Regions from separate parts of the Homo sapiens genome. Here region 2 is linked to region 1. The links are chromatin loops, found by intact Hi-C in ENCODE. Cell type or tissue: Calu3. All regions are shown on one strand. Each heading gives the region's core, and the rest is flanking DNA. Links, peaks and the distances in the headings are about the cores only.

Region 1 (8,000 bases), core at 1-8,000:
CACTCCAGCCTGGGTGTCATAGCGAGGTCCCCATCTTTAATAAGAAAAAAAAGACAAAATCCCCCCAAAACGATAGTCTAGCTGAGAGACTGGCACATTAATGCTCAGTATGGCCGGGTGTGATGTCTCACACCTGTAATGTCAGCACTTTGGGAGGTTGAGGCAGGCGAATCACCTGAGGTCAGGAGTTTAAGAGCAGCCCAGCCAACATGGTGAAACCCCGTCTCTACTAAAAATACAAAAATTTGCTGGACGTGGTAGGGCGCACCTGTAATCCCAGCTACTCGGGAGGCTGAGGCAGGAGAATCACTTGAACCCGGGAGGCAGAGGTTGCAGTGAGCCGAGACTGTGCCACTGCACAACAGCCTGGGCTACAGAGCGAGATTCTATTTTTTTTTTTTTTTTAAAAAAACCTCAATACGTACTCACAAAAGGTCAAAAAATGGTGAACAACTGTCAAACACTGAAAAGACAAAGGAATTTCTTTTATGTCCTCGAGTGGGGTTGATAACTGAAGACACAAAGATGAAGGAAGCAATCCTACCACCAAGTCACTTGAGTTCATGTGGCCCATGAGGCCAACACCCTCTGAGAGCCCAGCAGAGGGGCTGACTCATCGGACCCCTCCTGGCTCCACCTGCCACGCACCATGCCTTGCTCCAGTGCCCTCTTGATACGTGTGGCATCTGCCACCGGGAACCAGATCTCGGCGATGACACACTGCTGGGTGACGTCGATGTTGCACATGTTCAGGATGTGGTAGACAGCTTTCATCTTCTGCACCTTGATGAGCCAGGAGTGCCAGTTGGCAGCGGCTTCCTGCAGCAGGCGCTGGCGGTGAGACTCTGTTTGTGTTATGACCTATACAAAAAACAACACACAGGAAAACAGAGAACCTTCACAGAGCTGTTTGACAAGGTGCCAAAAATGGAGTGTCACAGGCCACAGCAGCTTCCTCTGCTCTGGCAGGCTCCTTTGACCTGTGGCTGTCACCTGGCCTTGAACTCTCCTGAGCAGTTTATCTCCCCCGCTAGAGGCTAAAACCCTTAGGCAGAGATTGTATCTTCCTTTTCTTCTAAATTCCTCATTGTCCTATTGTTATGGGTTGAATTGTCCACATAAAAGAGTCCTGAACTCTGATACCTGTGAATATGGCCTTTTTGGAAAGAGGGTCTTTGCAGATGGAATCAGGTTAAGAAGAGGTCATACTGGATTTGAATGGGCTCTAATCCCATATGACCACTGTCCTGATAAGAAACGTAGACACAGAGGCACACAGGGAAGAATACCACGTGACAACAGAGGCAGAGAAGTAGGCACTTGCAAGCCAAGGAATGCGGAGGACGGCCCGCAGCACCAGAGCTGGGGAGAGGCAAGGAGGGGGCTCCCTTCAGGTCTTCCGAGGGAGCACGGCCCTGCTGACGCCTTGATTTCAGACCTCTGGCCTCCAGAACCATGACAGAATAAATCTTTATTGTCTTATGCCACCCAGTTTGCTGTAATTTGTTACAGCAACCCTAAGAGATTACTACATCTACCACAACCCTTTACATACATAATCCCTCCAATAAATGACAAGTGAATGAATGAAGGAATGAATGGACAATTGGGCCCACACAGAATTTATTTAATGGAATCATTTTTATGTTTTGATGATACAACAAACAGGGTAATCTTTTTCAGCACACATGGCCTCTGTAAGAGACACACTGTAAGACAGACATGCTGGCTCTAAGATTAACGAGAGCCATGAGGCCACCGAAGCATCTCACAAGCCCAATACTACCTGTCACTTTGCAATATAATGCCCCCTGGCCTGGGGATTTCCAGGAGACAAGAGCACCTCAGCACAGAGGTGACTTTCAGAAACCTCAAAGAGCATAGCCCGAATTATATGCCTCAGCATCAGACAGTGTCTAAGATTCATCTTTGGCAGGGACTGAGCCAAAGGAGAAAGCTGCCCCTGCAGAAGCTGCTCAGCTGGGATCATCTGAAGCCCTCGACACAGCAGCAACCCGTCATACTAAATGTAAGCACACATCTAGCAGAATTTATTTTCCATTCTCCTCATGACGTTTTCATAAAATCAAGCATGGAGAATTGGGGGGAAAGGACTTCAATGGCTTTGGGGAAACAGTGTTCCTGACAAGTGACAAAGAAGTAATGGAGAGGATTAAAAAATTAAACACAGGCCAGGCGCAGTGGCTCACGCCTGTAATCCCAGCACTTTGGGAGGATGAGGTGGGTGGATCACCTGAGGTCGGGAGTTCGAGACCAGCCTGACCGACATGGAGAAACCCCATCTCTACTAAAAATACAAAATTAGCCAGGCATGGTGGCGCATGCCTGTAATCCCAGCTACTCGGAAGGCTGAGGCAGGAGAATCACTTGAACCCGGGAGGCGGAGGTTGCGGTGAGCCGAGATTGCGCCACTGCACTCCAGCCTGGGCAACAAGAGCAAAACTCCATCTCAAAAAAAAAAAAAAAAAAATTAAACACAGGTTTTCTGGAAAAGTAAAGTTGTCTGCTAGCCTAAGGGTTTTGAAAGAGGCACATATCTAATTTCTTAACATACTTGTCCAGAATCTAAAACTGAGTTGACTTCTACCACAGCCACATGCAGCTACTAAATTTTATGTATTTTATTTCCTTTTATTTTATTTTGAGATGGAGTCTCGCTTTGTTGCCCAGGCTGGAGTGCAGTGGCGCGATCTCGGCTCCCTGAAACCTTTGCCTCTCAGGTTCAAACGATTCTCCTGCCTCAGCCTCCCGAGTAGCTGAGACTAGACTACAGGTGACTGCCACCACGCCTGACTAGTGTTTGTATTTTTAGTAGAGATGGGGTTTCACCAGTTTGGTCAGGCTGGTCTTGAACTCCTGACCTCAAGTGATCCACCCACCTCAGCTTCCCAAAGTGCTGGGATTATAGGCATGAGCCACCGCACCCAGCCCTAAAATTTAAATTGAATTAAAATTAAAAATACAAACTAAATGACTTAGTGGCACTAGCCATGTTTCAAGGGCTCAATAGCCACATGTGGCTCGTGACTACAGTGTTGGACAGCACAGGACACATGAACCTTCTATCATAACCGAAAGTTCTATCGAACTCTAGCACTGATGAGAGTCTGCCAGCGAGGGAGGCCCAGCTGTTTTCAGTGATTACTTTCAAAGCTGCTGTGATTGAAGAAAGATTTCTGATCATAAGTGTGTTGAGTGACCCTGGATGGTGACAGACTTTACAAAGAAAATGAGTTTGGGATGAATGAATGTTCACATGGTGAAACTAGACTCACTGTTTTTACAGAATTAACCCATCAGCTTAAACAACCAGGCAATTCAGTGGGAAAATAATCAGTCAAACTGGTTGTTCAACTTAATTGGCTGGGTGGTTGTATCATAGATTCCGTCTAGGCCGAGGCTGGCAATAAAGGGTGCCTTTTATCAGATCGGGGTGGCCACCTGAAGGCTGACTAGGGCTGTGGTCAAATCTGACCCTGGGCAAAGCATTCTTAAGACACAGCTTCGTTCCCTCTAGCTTATCGAACAGTTTCCCAATTGTGAAATCTTCCACAGCCACAACCAGAAAGGCATAGCCAGCATTCCAGCCAGCCTCCCAGCAAGGGCCCTGGGGGGCAGGGCTTGTATGAAAACAGCAGAGGCAGCCCTCCTGCAGCTGCCATCAGACCATGCGCCCAAACCCCTCACTCACGGTGATTAAATCTTCCAGCCTCACATTGACGCTCTCCAACATCTCTCTGCGCTCCACCGCAGGCTCTGGGCAAGGGTAGACAGTGGCTCGAAACCTGTGTTTAATATATTCCAAAGGAAACAGGTGAGTTCTTGCTGCAAAGCATTCTGCATCCCCTTTTCTGCTAAGACATCGTTTGCTGACTTTAGTTAGATGGCCAGCCTATCCTAGAATAACTGCGTCTTTGGCCACTGGAAAAGGAGTCCCAGTCATAAGGGTTCCCAGTACGTCACTTGTGCTGTGAATTGAGGCTGCAGTTCTGTTATATGAATGAGCTTCATTCAAACCATAAAACCTGTGAGTTGCTGGGTAAATAAGACTGCAAGCTGGGCTTGCCCCTTCCTAAGAATCTATTAATGTATTAATATCCTCTGCACTGAGTCATTTCTGCTTCTATGGAGCTACATGTAACACGATTCTGTAAAATCCAAAACAAGTTAGCCATGCAGTTGGATTACTCTGGAGCAGCTGATGAAAAGTCTCAGATGGAATAGACTGAAATGGGGAACATGTCCACTTTTAGTTACCCTCACATTTTGCATATTCAAGTTCTCCCTATTCATATTCTTACAACTATTAAAAATCAGTTGGGGCTGACTTTTATGTGAGAAAGTTATTCTAAAGCCTTACTGACCTCTAGAAGCCACAGTCATGTGCATTTGGCATTGCACATCTCTTTATCTAATCCTGGCCCAAATCACTGAAGAAAGAGCCATTCACTCCCTCTTACCCATCACAGATCTTCTTGATTTTCTGCCTGAGCTGCTCTCCTTGGTAAAATATGATGAATATGTTCTTCTGAATTTCTTCTTTCTGGAAAATCAGAATAAGTTAAAAAAAAAGGGGGGGGTTTCTTTCTGGTTAAAACATAATAGAGAGAAATGTAAAGTCCTGTTTTTAGGCTTACACAATTCATACATTTAAAACTGGGAAACTGTAACTTTCCTAGTTCATCTAAGTTCATAGCTCACAGTTGAGAGCAAGGCCATCCAGGACCTCACAGAGGCTAATGCAGCCTTAAGGTGACAGGCTCCCTGTTCCCGATGCTGGTTGGACCACAGCCAGACCTTATATTCAGCTCTAAGCCCCACATTTAAGAGATATGATAATAAACAAGAAACCATTCAGAAGAGAATATTGCAAGGCTTAAAACGAAGACAGCTGGCTGATAAACTGGCTCACCAGAGTTAATTAACACACAACACCGACATTTTGGGGATGAGTAGGTGTTTTATATTTAACAAAGGTAAAGCCATGCCCAATTTTTGACTCATACATACAGTTGCTCAGATTTTTTGACTCACAGTTGCTTGTGTGCCATAAGACTGCTGCTTAAATCACACTTGTCAAGTCCAAGTTGGACAATTCACAAGAAAGGAAGATGTGTTCCACAAGCAGACATGCAAATGTTTAACTCTTACTGTAAGCAAAGAAATATGAGCTGAAACAATGCATTCTTCCAATCTTATTTAGTTTGAGGGGGTAAAGGTAAAATGACAAAACCCAGACCGGGTGCAGTAGCTCACACCTGTAATCCCAGCACTTTGGGAGGCTAAGGCGGGTGGATGGCTTGAGCCCAGGGGTTCAAGACCAGCCTGGGCAACATGGTAAAACCCCATCTCTACAAAAAATACAAGAATTAGCTGAGTGTGGTGGTGCTCACCTGTGGTCCCAGCTACCAGGAAGGCTGAGGTGGGAGGATTGTTTGAGCCCAGGAAGTCGAGGCTGCAGTGAGTCATGATCATACTACTGCACTCCAGCCTGGGTGGCAGAGTGAGACCCTGTCTCAAAAAAAAACCCCAAAAAACAAAAACAAAAACTATTGTTGGAAAAGTTATGACAAATCCAATAGACTCATCACATACTACTCGAGGCACTGGAATCAGAAAAGTCACTGAAAGGCCATTTGTCGGGACCTATCGGGTGTCATTAAAATGCCCGCACCCTTTAAGCCAGCAATCCTATTTTTCTTGAACTTGTTTATTATGAAAGTAATTCAAAAGCAAATAAAAATCCACATGCATAAAGATGCTCATCATGGTGTCTACATTCTGGAGAAAAATTAGAAATAAAGTGTCCAAAATAGATAGTCAACGTCACGTCAACTCAGTGGACACAATAGATATTCCTTAAAAATACTATCAAAATGAATCCTGTCTTTGGCATTTCCTTACGGGAGCAAGTGGCGGTGTTTTAGGATTTTCAGAGCTGCTGCGTTACATTATTTCCAAAAGGTTTCTCTACCCGTGGAGTCTACCCTGGTCCTTTTCTGAGTCTCTTAAATTTTCTTTTCTCCTGATCCACCAGAATCAGGAATCTGCTCTAATCTCATGACTTCCCTTTGGTGACCTTCGGCGTCCACGCTCATCTTTTTCCAGATGCTTTTACTTTCTCTCCCACTATGACTGTCATATGTCAAAACAGGATTATAAAAAGTGATGATTTAATGTCAAATTTAAAAATGATCTTTACGAAGGATGCACAGTAATATGGGGAGGGATCTCATATTAGGTAAAACAAAGAAAAGAAAAAAATTATTTCCATGTATACTACAATCATATAAAATTATACCTGTCTACGGCTATAGAGAGAAATAGTACAAGAGGCAAAATACAAATGAAGACATTAGAGTGATGGGGTTTCTCATTTTTTTCATAATCTTTCTTATTTTAAATTTCACTTATTTTAAAGTTGTTTTTCATCAAAATGAATTTTGTTGTTTTTTCATTAAAATTAATTTTTTTAGCCTCTAATCTGAAAAAGATTATAGACGCTCAGAAATAAGCCTAGCTTCTGGGAATTAAAGGGTAAGTGGATTAAATACAAACTGGAAGGTGAGACAGCAACATCCGACAGAATTCACAGCAACAACTGTATGGCACTAAGGGCTGAGCCCCCTTGAAGCCTTGTTGTTTGAAGTGTGGGATCTATTGGCAAATACATCATCAGCATTCTCTGGGAGTTGTAAGAACTGCGGAATCTCAGGCCCCACTCAGACCCACTGACTCAGAATTTTTTTTTTTTTTTTTTTTTTTTTTTTTTTGAGGGAGTCTTGCTCTGTCACCCAGGCTGGAGTGCAGTGGCACAATCTCAGCTCACTGCAACCTCCGCCTCTTGGGTACCAGTGATTCTCCTGCCTCAGCCTCGCAAGTAGCTGGCACTACAGGTGTGCGCCACCACTCCTGGCTAATTTTTTTATTTTTAGTAGAGACAGAGTTTCACCATGTTGGCCAGGATGGTCTCAAATTCCTGACCTCAGGTGATCCGCCCACCTCGGCCTCCCAAAGTGCTGGGATTACAGGCATGAGCCACCATGCCCAGCCTATTTTTTTTTTTTTTTTTTTTTTTTTGAGATAGGGTCTCACTCTGTTCCCTAGGCTGGAGTGCAGTGGTGTGATCATAGCTCACTGCAGCCTTGACCTCCTGGGCTCAAGTTGTCCTCCCACCTCAGCCTCCTAAGTAGCTGGGACTACCGGTGTGTGCCACCACACTTGGTTAACTTTTTTTTGTAGAGATGTTTTCTTGCTATGTTGCCCAGGCTGGTCTCAATCCCCTGACCTCAAACGATCCTCCCACCTTGGGCTCCCAAAGCGCTGAGATTACAGGCATAAGCCACCATGCCTGGCCTGGAATTTGCATTTTAACAAGATCCCCGGGTGACCTCTATGCTCGCGTGCACATTGAAGCTTGAGAAGCTGACCTCAATCAGTTCTCAGTTCTTTAAGACACAGCTGCCGCCTAGGATAGTACTAGTATAACTAAGTTCTAGAGAAAAGTATAGCTATGTCTCTGGGAAGAATAAACCAGTTATGAGGTGTTGACAAGAATCAGTCCTTGAACTGACCTTTCAAATATATATTTTTAAAAAGGAACAAAGTAAAAGGGAAGGAAAAAAAGGAGAAAAAAAGGAAATAGATATTAGTCTCATCAAACTAAAGATCCCCCATGTTTTGGGAGAACGAAGCGCTTCTGCTGAGGGCTATGGGAAGTCTCAGAGAAAGTTTTTGCAGCCCAAGGTTCCCACCGTCACAGGATCCTCCAGAGGGGCGTCCATCTCACTGAACTTCAAGTACACGTTTCCTCGGCAGATTCGCCACAGTAACCGCTCAAAGGAAGCCATCCTCTCCCTGTTGATCACACCGGCTATGAACCTAGGCAGCCAGAAGGGAAGACATTCCTTAAGGCACAGGGATTGGGATGCAGAGAGAAGGCCCTGTAGGACGTGAAGACACACCATGAAAGGAAGGGC
Region 2 (10,008 bases), core at 967-8,966, 72 kb after region 1:
GTCTCACTCTGTTGCCCAGGCTGGATTACAGTGGCATGATCTCAGCTCACTACAACCTCTGTCTCCCTGGTTTAAGTGATCCTCCCACCTCAGCCTCCTGAGTAGCTCGGACTACAGACGTGCACCACCACACTCAGCTAATTTTTGTATTTTTTGTAGAGATGGGTTTTCGCTACGTTGCCCAGGCTGGTCTCAAACTCCTGGGCCCAAGTGATCTGCCTGCCTCTGCCTCCCAAAGTGCCAGGATTACAGGCATGATCCACGGCACCCAGCCTTTAACTTTTTTTGAGACAGGGTCTTGCTCTGTTGTCCAGGCTGAAGTGCAGTGATGTAATTCTGGCTCATTGCAGCCTCCACTTCCCAGGCTCAAGCAATTCTCAGCCTATCTTAGCCTCCCAAGTAGCTGGGACCACAGATGTGCACCAACACACCTGGCTAATTTTTTATATATTTTTTAGTAGAGATATGGTCTCGCCATGTTGCCCAGGTTGGTCTCGAACTCCTGGGCTCAAGCAATCCACCCGCCTCGGCCTCTCAAAATGCTGGGATTATTTATTTATTTATTTATTTATTTATTTATTTATTTATTTATTATTTTAAAAAGACCAAAATTTACCAAAATTTTGATGCCAGTGTCTCTGGTGGTAGAGTTATACAGGTTTTTATTTCTTTTATTTTTGCTAATTCACATTTTGACCAGGAAAGGAAGAACAAAAAAAGTTAAGTGAATAGGCTTTAAAAAGACATAATTCGGCTGGGCCCGGTGGCTTGCACCTGTGATCCCAGTACTTTGGGAGGCCGAGGCGGGTGGATCACCTGAGGTCAGGAGTTTGAGACCAGCCTGGCCAACATGGTGAAACTCCATCTCTACTAAAAATACAAAAATTAGCTGGGCATGGTGGTGGGTGCCTGTAGTCCCAGCTACTCAGGAGGCTGAGGCAGGAGAATCACTTGAACCCAGGAGGCAGAGGTTGCAGTGAGCTGAGATCACATCACTGTTCTCCAGCCTAGGTGACAGAGTGAGACTCTGTCTCAAAAAAAAAAAAAAAAAAAAAAGATATAATTAGGCCACATTTAAATTAGTGATGTTCTAATTTAAATTTGGCCTAATTATATCTTTCCAAAATTTTTAAAAAATTTAACTTTACTCCTAATTTGTATATTAAACTTGTCTCACTAGGAACCCAGAAAGAACAATATCTGGGAAAAGTAATACCAAGACCCAAGCACACACTGGTTCTCGGACTTCCAATCTAGGTAGCGATCACTCTTGTCTCTCATTTACAGCTTTGGGAGGATCCAAGGGGAATAGCTACTTCTGGATTCTGCTAAATATAGAACATCCCTGCTGCTCTTCAAAAGCAGCCACAGTGCAGAGCTACTGTTGGAAAAAAAGACCAACACTCATTTGTTCTGAAATGCAGGAACCCTGTTTGACTTTTTTTTTTTTTTTTTTTTTGAGATAGAGTTTTGCTGCTGTTGCCCAGGCTGGAGTGCAATGGCACAATCTCAGCTCACTGCAACATCTGCCTCCTGGGTTCAAGCGATTCTCCTGCCTCAGCCTCCCAAGTAACTGGGATTACAGGTGCCCTCCACCATGCCCAGCTAATTTTTGTATTTTTAGTAGAGACGGGGTTTCACCATGTTGGCCAGGCTGCTCTCAAACTCCTGACCTCAGGTGATCCAACCACCTCAGCCTCTCAAAGTGCTGGGATTAACCACGCCCGGCCCCATTTTACCTTTTAAGCCCTGTTTTTCTCCTAACTTCTTGCACTAACATTTTCTTTGAAACAATCTCAGAATTTTAAAATGCTTAATGAAAGGAACTACTGATCTGGGGTATATTCTAATACTATATCCCAGAATGAAAATCCATATACAGACATACCTCGTTTGATTGTGCTTCACTTCATTGTGATTTACAGATATTGTGTTTTTTACAAATCAAAGATTTGTGGCAACTCTAAGCAAGTTTATTCGTGCTATTTTTCTGTCTTTTTTTTTTTTTTTTTTTTTTTTGAGATAGGGTCTCACTCTGTCAGCTAGGCTGGAGTGCAGTGGTGCAATCTTGACTCACTGCAGCCTTGATCTCCTGGGCTCAAGCAATCCCTCCTTCCTCAGCCACCCCGAGTAGCTGGGACTACAGGCGTGGGTCACCACACCTGGCTAATTTTTTAATATTTTTAGAGACAGGTCCCACTATGTTGCCCAGGCTGGTCTCAATCTTCTGGGATCAAGTGATCCTCCTACCTTGGCCTCCCAAAGTGTTGGGATTATAGGCGTGAGCCACCATGACTAGCTTGGTGCTATTTTTCCAACAGCATCTGCTCACTTCAGGTCTCTGAGTCACATTTTGGTACTTCTTGCAATATTTCAAACTCTTTAATCATCTGTTATGGTGACCCGTGATCTTTGATCTTTGATGTTACTACTGTTTGGGGGCACCATGAACCATGCCCATAGAACACCACGAACTTAAGAACAATAAATGTTGTGTGTGTTCTGACTGCTCCACCAACCACCTGTTCCCTCGCACTCTGCCTCTCCCCAGGCCTCCCTATTCCCTGAGACACAACAGTATTGAAATTAGGCCAATTACTGACCCTGCGATGGCCTCTGAAGTGTTCAAGTGAAAGAAAGAGGTGCACGTCACTCACTTTAAATAAACTAGACGTGATTAAGCCTGGTGAGGAAGCCACGTTGAAAGCTGACACGGTTTAAACCTCTTGTGCCAAACAGCCAAGTTGTGAACGCAAAGGAAAAGTTCTTCTTAAAAGAAATGAAAAGTGCTACCGTAGTGAACACACAAAGGAGAAGAAAGCGAAACAGCCTTATTGCTCATATGGAGAAAGTTTGAGTGGTCTGGATAGAAGATCAGTCTGGCCACAACATTCCCTTCAGCCAAAGTCTAATACAGAGCAAGGTGCTCTCTAATTCTATGAAGGCTGAGAGAGGTGAGGAAGCTGAAGAAAGGTTTGAAGCCAGCAGAGGTTGGTTCATGAGGTTTAAGGGAAGAAGCCATCTCTATAACATAAAAAAGTAAAGCAGCAAGTGCTGACTTAGAAGCTGCAGCAAGTTAACCGTAAGATCTAACTAAGATAACTGACGAAGGTGGCTACAGTAGAGAACAGATTTTCAGGCTGGGCATGGTGCCTCATGCCTGTAATGTCTGCACTTTGGGAGGCTGAGGCGGGTGGATCACCTGAGGTCAGGAGTTCGAGACCAGCCTGGCCAACATGATGAAACCCCGGCTCTACTAAAAATACAAAAAATTAGTCAGGCATGGTGGCGCATGCCTGTAATCCCAGCTACTCAGGAGGCTGAGACAGGGGAATCGCTTGAACCTGGGAGGTGGAGGTTGCAGTGAGCCAAGATTGTCACTGCACTCCAGCCTGGGTGACACAGCGAGACTCCGTGTCAAAAAAAAAAAACAAACAAAAAACCGATTTTCAGTGTAGATAAATAGCCTTCTATTGAAGAAGATGCCATCTAGGACTTTCATAGCAAGAGAGGAGAAGGAGAAGTCAATGCCTGGCTTCAAAGCTTCAAAGGACAGGCTGACTCTCTTGTTAGGGCGAATGCAGCTGGTGAGTTAAAGTTGAAGCCAATGATCATTGAGCATTCTGAAAATCCTATGGCCCTTAAGAATTATGCTAAATCTACTCTGCCTGTGCTCCATACATGGAACAACAAAACCTGGATGACAGCACATCTGTTATAGCATGGTTTAAAGAATATTTTAAGCCTACTGTTGAGACCTGCTGTTTAAGAAAAAAGATCCCTTTCAAACTATTACTGCTCATTGACGGTGCAACTAGTCACCCAAGAGCTCTGATGGAGATGTACAAAGAGATTAATGTTGTTTTCATATGTAACACAATATCCATTCTGCAGCCCATCAATCAAGGAGTAATTTCGACTTTCAAGTCTTATTAAGAAATACATTTCAGGCCAGGCATAGTGGCTCATGCCTGTAATCCCAACACTTTGGGAAGCTGAGGCAGTCGGATTGCTTGAGGTCAGGAGTTCGAGACCAGTCTGGGCAACATGGCAAAACCCTGTTTCTACAAAAAATACAAAAAAAAAAATTAGCTGGGTATGGTTGCACGCTCCTATAGTCCCAGCTACTGGGAAGACTGAGGTGGGAGGATCGCTTGAGCCTGGGAGGTGGAGGTTGCAGTAAGCAGCAATCGTACCACTGCACTCCAGCCTGGGTGACAGAATGAGACCCTGTCTAAAAAAAAAAAAAAAAAAATTCATAAGGCTATAGGCTATAGCTGCCATAGATAGTGACTCCCCTGATGGATCCGGGCAAAGTCAATCGAAACCCTTCTGGAAATGATTCCTCACTCTAGATGCCATTAAGGACATTCATAATTAGCCAGGCGCCATGGTTCACACCTGTAATCCCAGCACTTTGGGAGGACGAGGTGGGCGGATCACCTGAGGTCGGGCATTAGAGACCAGACTGGCCAACATGGAGAAACCCCATCTCTCCTAAAAATACAAAATTAGCCGGGCAGGCGTGGTGGCTCATGCCTGTAATTCCAGTTACTCAGGAGGCTGAGGCAGGAGAATTGCTTGAACCCAGGAGGCAGAGGTTGTAGTGAGCCAAGATCGCGCCACTGCACTCCAGCCTGGGCAACAAGAGTGAAACTCCCTCTCAAAAAAAAAAAAAAAAAAAAAGAACGTTCGTAATTCATGGGAGGAGGTTAAAATATCAACATTTATAGGGCTTTGGAAGAAGTGATTCCAATCCTCACGGATGAGGAGTTCAAGACTTTGGTGGAGGAAGTCACTGCAGATGGAGTGGAAATAGCAAGGGCACTAGCAGTGGAGCCTACAGATGTGACTGAACTGCTGCAGTCTCATGGTCAAACCTAAACAGTTGAGGAGTTGTTTCTTATGGATGAATAAAGACAGTGGTTTTTTGAGATGGAATCTAGGCCTGATGAAGATGCTGTGAACATCAGTGAAATGACAACAGAGGACGTAGACTATCCCATAAGCCTAGTTGATAAAGAAGTGACAGAGTTTGGGAGGATTAACTTCAATTTTGGAGGAAGTTTTACTGTGGGTCAAATGCTATCAAACAGCATTACATGCTGCAGAGACATCTTCCGTCAAAGAAAGTGTCCACGGAAGTGGCAAACTTCATTGTTGTTCTATTTTAAAAGAAATTATCACAGCCACCCAAACCTTCACCAACCACCACCCTGATCAGTCAGCAGCCATCAACATGGAGGCAAGACCCTCCACCAGCAAAAACATTAGGACTCACTGAAGGCTCAAATAATTGTTAACATTTTTTTAACAACAAAGTATTTTTAAATCAGGGCATGTATGCTTTTTTAAAAAAACAGAATGCTGTTGCATACCTAATAGGCTACAGTATAGCTACACATAGCTTCTGTATACAGTGGGAAATCACAAAGTTCGTGACCTGCTTTACTGCAGTGGTCTGGAACCGAATTTCCAGTATCTCCAGGGTATACCTGTACTTAAACTAACGCATATTTTCAAGATACTGATGGAACCAGCTACCAATCAGGCACTCAGAAACAGCTTTATGAGTTTTCCAGATAGGTTCTGTGTCTTACACTTCTGTAATGCTATACTTTGGCACAAATACAACAAATAATAGTTCAGCTACACAAATGTGGTTTACCTAGATTTGTGGCTACAATTTTTCAAGTCTTCAGCAGTAGAGAAATCAAACTCACCCACCCCCATTTATTCCAGGATGTGCAGAAGGGTGTGGCAAGGAAAGTACCGAGTTCTGTAGAGGGAGAAAGTTACTTAATAGGGCACTATCCGATGAGAACTTTTCATTAATAATCTAACTTAGAAACTGAACAAAAGGATCTCTGTTCTTGTTATTCTTTTCTTCTTACCTTAAGCTCTGCTTGGCAGGTGCAGAGAGGAAGAGGACAGAGGGACAAGAAATGCCAATTATGACTCAAATCCCTATTCATTTATTTATTTTTGAGACAGAGTTTCATTCTTGTCACCCAGGCTGAAGTGCAATGGCATGATCTCGGCTCACTGCAACCTCCACCTCCTGGGTTCAAGCGACTCTCCTGCCTCAGCCTCCTGAGTAGCTGGGATTACAGGCGCGTGCCACCAAACCCGGCTAATTTTGTATTTTTTAGTAGAGACGGGTTTCTCCATGTTGGTCAGGCTGGTCTCGAACTCCCGAACTCACGTGATCCGCCTGCCTCGTCCTTCCAAAGTGCTGGGATTACAGGTGTGAGCCACCGCGCCTGGTTATATTCATTTGAACTGGGGGTTCAGGCTCTGAGCGTGGGATCAGCCTGCCCTTTCTTGTAAGTCTTAGCTGTTTCTAGTAACTCCCTGCTCTTCTGTCATTTCAAACCTATTTACATTCAGAGCATATAAAATCTTGTAATGAGTTCTACCAGTTAGTTTCCACTATTTTTGTTGTTTTCCATCTAAAGTTAGATTAAAACATAAAATTATTAAAACTGTTATAGTTATTTCTTCAGTTATGTGTAAAATATTAAATATCTGACCGTTGTGTGTATATTGTCTTTTTTAAAGATTTCTTTTCTGGCCGGGTGCAGTGTGGATCACACCTGTAATCCCAACACTTCGGGAGGCCAATGCGGGTGGATCACCCTGAGGCCAGGAGATCGAGACCAGCCCGCCAACATGGTGAAACACTACCTCTACTAAAAATAGAAAAATTAGCCAGGCGTGGTGGAGTACGCCTATAGTCCCATCTACTCTGGAGGCTGAGGCATGAGAATCGCTTGAAGCTGGGAGGCAAAGGTTACAGTGAGCTGAGATTGCGTCACTGCACTCCAGCCTCAGGGACAGAGCGAGACTCTGTCTCAAAATAAATAAATAAATAAAATAAAATAAATCCCTTTTGAGAACTTATTTTTGGTTTCGGCAAATTTGCTTAGACTTTTACATAATATCCTGTTCTTAGTTCTTTTTAACCTCTTTAAACATCTAACGTATTATTTATCTCTTTCATACTGGCCTATTTTCTTGGATTTTTAGGTTTAAATTCTCCTTTTGGTTGACCCCACCAGCCCTCCTTCTTGAAGGTTTATTTTCTGCCAAGACTTGCAATTGTTAACTGTGGTTTCAAAGCTAGCAGCTCGCCCTGAGAAGTACCAGAGCCCCTGGGTTGTGGATGCACAGGACAGGATTATATGAGCCTCTGCAGAAGGTCTGTGGGCTTTACCTGTGCCAGATTCGTGTTTATATTTTTAAATACTTTTAGATTTAGAAAAAAGATAAAAAGATGCAAAAATGATTTAGAGGGTTTCAGGATACCTTTTACATAGCTTCCTCTAATATTAAAATCTCAATAACCATAATAAAGTTAGCAAAACCAGTACGTTAATCTTTGTACAATACTGTTAACTATAGACTTGATTTGGATTTCACGTTTTCCCACTATATTCTCTTTTGTTGTTGCTGTCATTCCAAGATCCTATCCAGGATTCTGTGTCATTTAGCTGTTATATTCCACTGTGTTTTGAGTTCCTTTTCCAAGTTTTGTTTTTGTTTTTTTGAGACAGAGTTGCACTTTGTCACCCAGGCTGGAGTGCAGTGGCGCGATCTCGGCTCACTGCAACTTCTGCCTCCTGGGTTAAAGCAATTCTCCTGCCTCAGCCTCCCGAGTAGCTGGGATTACAGGCGCCCGCCACCATGCCTGGCTGATTTTTTTTTGGTATTTTTATTAGAGATGGGGTTTTGCCATGTTGGCCAGGCTGGTCTTGAACTCCTGGCCTCAAGTGATCCACCCACCTCGGCCTCCCAAAGTGCTGGAATTAAGGCGTGAGAAACAGCGCCCATCCCCTTTTCTAAGTTTCAAGGGGATCTTGTTTTCTTGGGTTGTGTAAACAACTCCAGGGTTATCCTATTACCTTTCAAGACTGTGTGGACTTTGGTCTTCTCATCTTTCTAAATTGTGAGGCACTAATCTTTTAATTCCAAACTGAATTTGCTCTTAGTGGATTCATCCATTTGCTAAGTGGGTAGCAGTCAAACTACACTGAGTAGAAAGGATTGGCACAGGCAAAAACGAGTGAAAACAAGTCTGCAAATTCCACACACTGAATAGAATACCTTCAACTTAATTTCTTGGACAATGAAAGTGAGGCAGGAAAATGGGGTCTGGAGTAGGGGACATAAGGCCGAGCCACAGTTCAGCTATGACAGGAAACATCCTCTCCATAGGGTGTACGTCGAGTAAATGACTGTGTGACTTTACTTAAACCTCTTCATTTACATAGGGCGTACACCAAGTAACCAATGGAAACCCCTAGAGGGTATTTAAACCCCCACAAATTCTGTAACCGGGCCCTTGAGCCCCTATGCTCAGGCCTGCTCCCACACTGTGGAGTGTATTTTCATTTTCAATAAATTCCTTCATTCTTTCCTTGCTTTGTGTGTTTTGTCCAACTCTTTGTTCAAGACGCCAAGAACCTGGACACCCTCCACCAGTAACAAAAGTACTGGGTGTTCTCACCAGAGACACAAAATTAGAGAACAGAAAGATCATCTCATCCAATGTTTCATGTTTTACAAACGAGAAAACTATCATGTTGCAAAGGAAATCAACAGAAAATATCACTTTGACACCAATTCATAGCATTTATTGACATTTCCATTTAAAATGCTAGGAAAGCTGTATAAATTGTAAACATGGAAACCAAATACTTGCATAAATTATTTCAAAAACTCTACAGCACATTAGAAAACAGTGCAGCTATTGAAGGATAGAAACATAAAACCGACAAATAGAAGGGAGGGGCCGATTATTAAATCGTATACCCATACTGAGATTTCAGTGCCTGTTTGAGGACCAGCAAACCATGATTGTCAAGTTTAAGTTGCAGTATTGATGCCACAGTTGGCCTCAATTTGCTCTGCACATTTCGTACATTAACGCTCATAATCTAGGGATGAGTGTGCAGGAAGAGCCAGAAAAACATGGACCTTGACAAAGGAGGGAGAGACAAGTCAGTACTCCAGGGCAGCTCTGCCGAGCAACCTTTCCTATTAACGCTAGCCAGACTCCCTGCGTCCCAGAGATGCTCCGGAGGAGGGCAAAGTCGAGGGCGTTCCCACTCCCCTTTTCTGAAACAAGTCCTCTGGTGCTTAGAGCAACTGAATGAATGGGTGGAGCCTCAGTTCCTCTAGTATCTCCCTCTTCTTTCCCCACATTTGCAGGAGGAACAGTACAGCATATGCGACTTGAACTTGGCCCTGTACTATTCCCAACTTGTACACTTAGGGAGTCAAGTTATGAATACTTGAAATCTGGTAAGTACAGGAAAGACTATTCGTGATGCTCCAAGTAGCCCAGAAAGGTTCTGTGTAATCAGGGACTGCAAGAGACTCAAGTCACTCAAAATTTCACCTCTGTCCCTTTTACCTATTCCTTTTTTTTTTTTTTTTTTTTCCAGAGACAGGACCTCACCCTGCAGCCCAGGCTGGAGTGCAGTGGCGTGATTATAGCTCACTGCAGCCTCCAACTCATTGGCTCAAGCGATCCTCCAGTCTTAGCCTTTCGAGTAGCTGGGACTACTGGCACATGCCACCATGCTCAGCTAATTTTTAAATTTTTTTTGTAGAGACGGGGTCTCGTTATGTTGCCCAAGGTGGTCTCAAACTCCTGGCCTCAAGCGATCCTCCTGCCTCAGCCTCCCAAAGCGTTGAGATTAGAGGCTTGAGCCACCATGCCCAGCCTATTCACTCTTTCTTTAGAAATGTGAAGTGACCCCTGAAAAACCTGGAGGAAGAAGGAAAAGGAAGGATCCTGGATAATTATCTACCCTGTGGGAAGCCATTTTAACTATACTGCATTAAGACATTCATTGCTTCTGTCACTTTCTTACTGGCTCCTAACTTTGTTTCATGTTTCCAAAGGCATTTAATATTCTTTTCCTAAATTTCAATGCTGCTGTGTTTTAAGATAAATTATCAAGCCTACTGTCACACACACAAGCATGGACTTAGCAATGT

The links. Peaks named below come from ENCODE experiments on the same cell type or tissue, not always from the same donor. Only the 100,000 strongest peaks of a DNase experiment are listed, where the experiment ranks them.
Region 2: a loop joins it to region 1, with 2.3 times the contacts of the local background. A loop is called at or near these places in 3 of 110 quality-filtered maps.

The regions. Positions count from the first base shown.
Region 1 is chr7:138,751,977-138,759,976 of GRCh38, forward strand. It overlaps ATP6V0A4 (ATPase H+ transporting V0 subunit a4), which reads right to left. Exons shown (of 22, transcript NM_020632.3): 8 at 7,776-7,902; 9 at 4,482-4,564; 10 at 3,713-3,806; 11 at 649-861. Among named protein-coding and RNA genes, the nearest start is that of TMEM213, 42 kb to the right of the region's middle. In Calu3, for the core only: no CTCF peak of the experiment used is centred there; DNase peaks (open chromatin) are centred at 715, 3,525, 4,005 and 4,795.
Region 2 is chr7:138,822,767-138,832,774 of GRCh38, forward strand. KIAA1549 reads right to left here. Exons shown (of 20, transcript NM_001164665.2): 20 at 8,615-10,008. Among named protein-coding and RNA genes, the nearest start is that of ATP6V0A4, 30 kb to the left of the region's middle. RefSeq lists an enhancer at 7,618-8,117 and a silencer at 9,198-9,492. In Calu3, for the core only: no CTCF peak of the experiment used is centred there; a DNase peak (open chromatin) is centred at 5,755.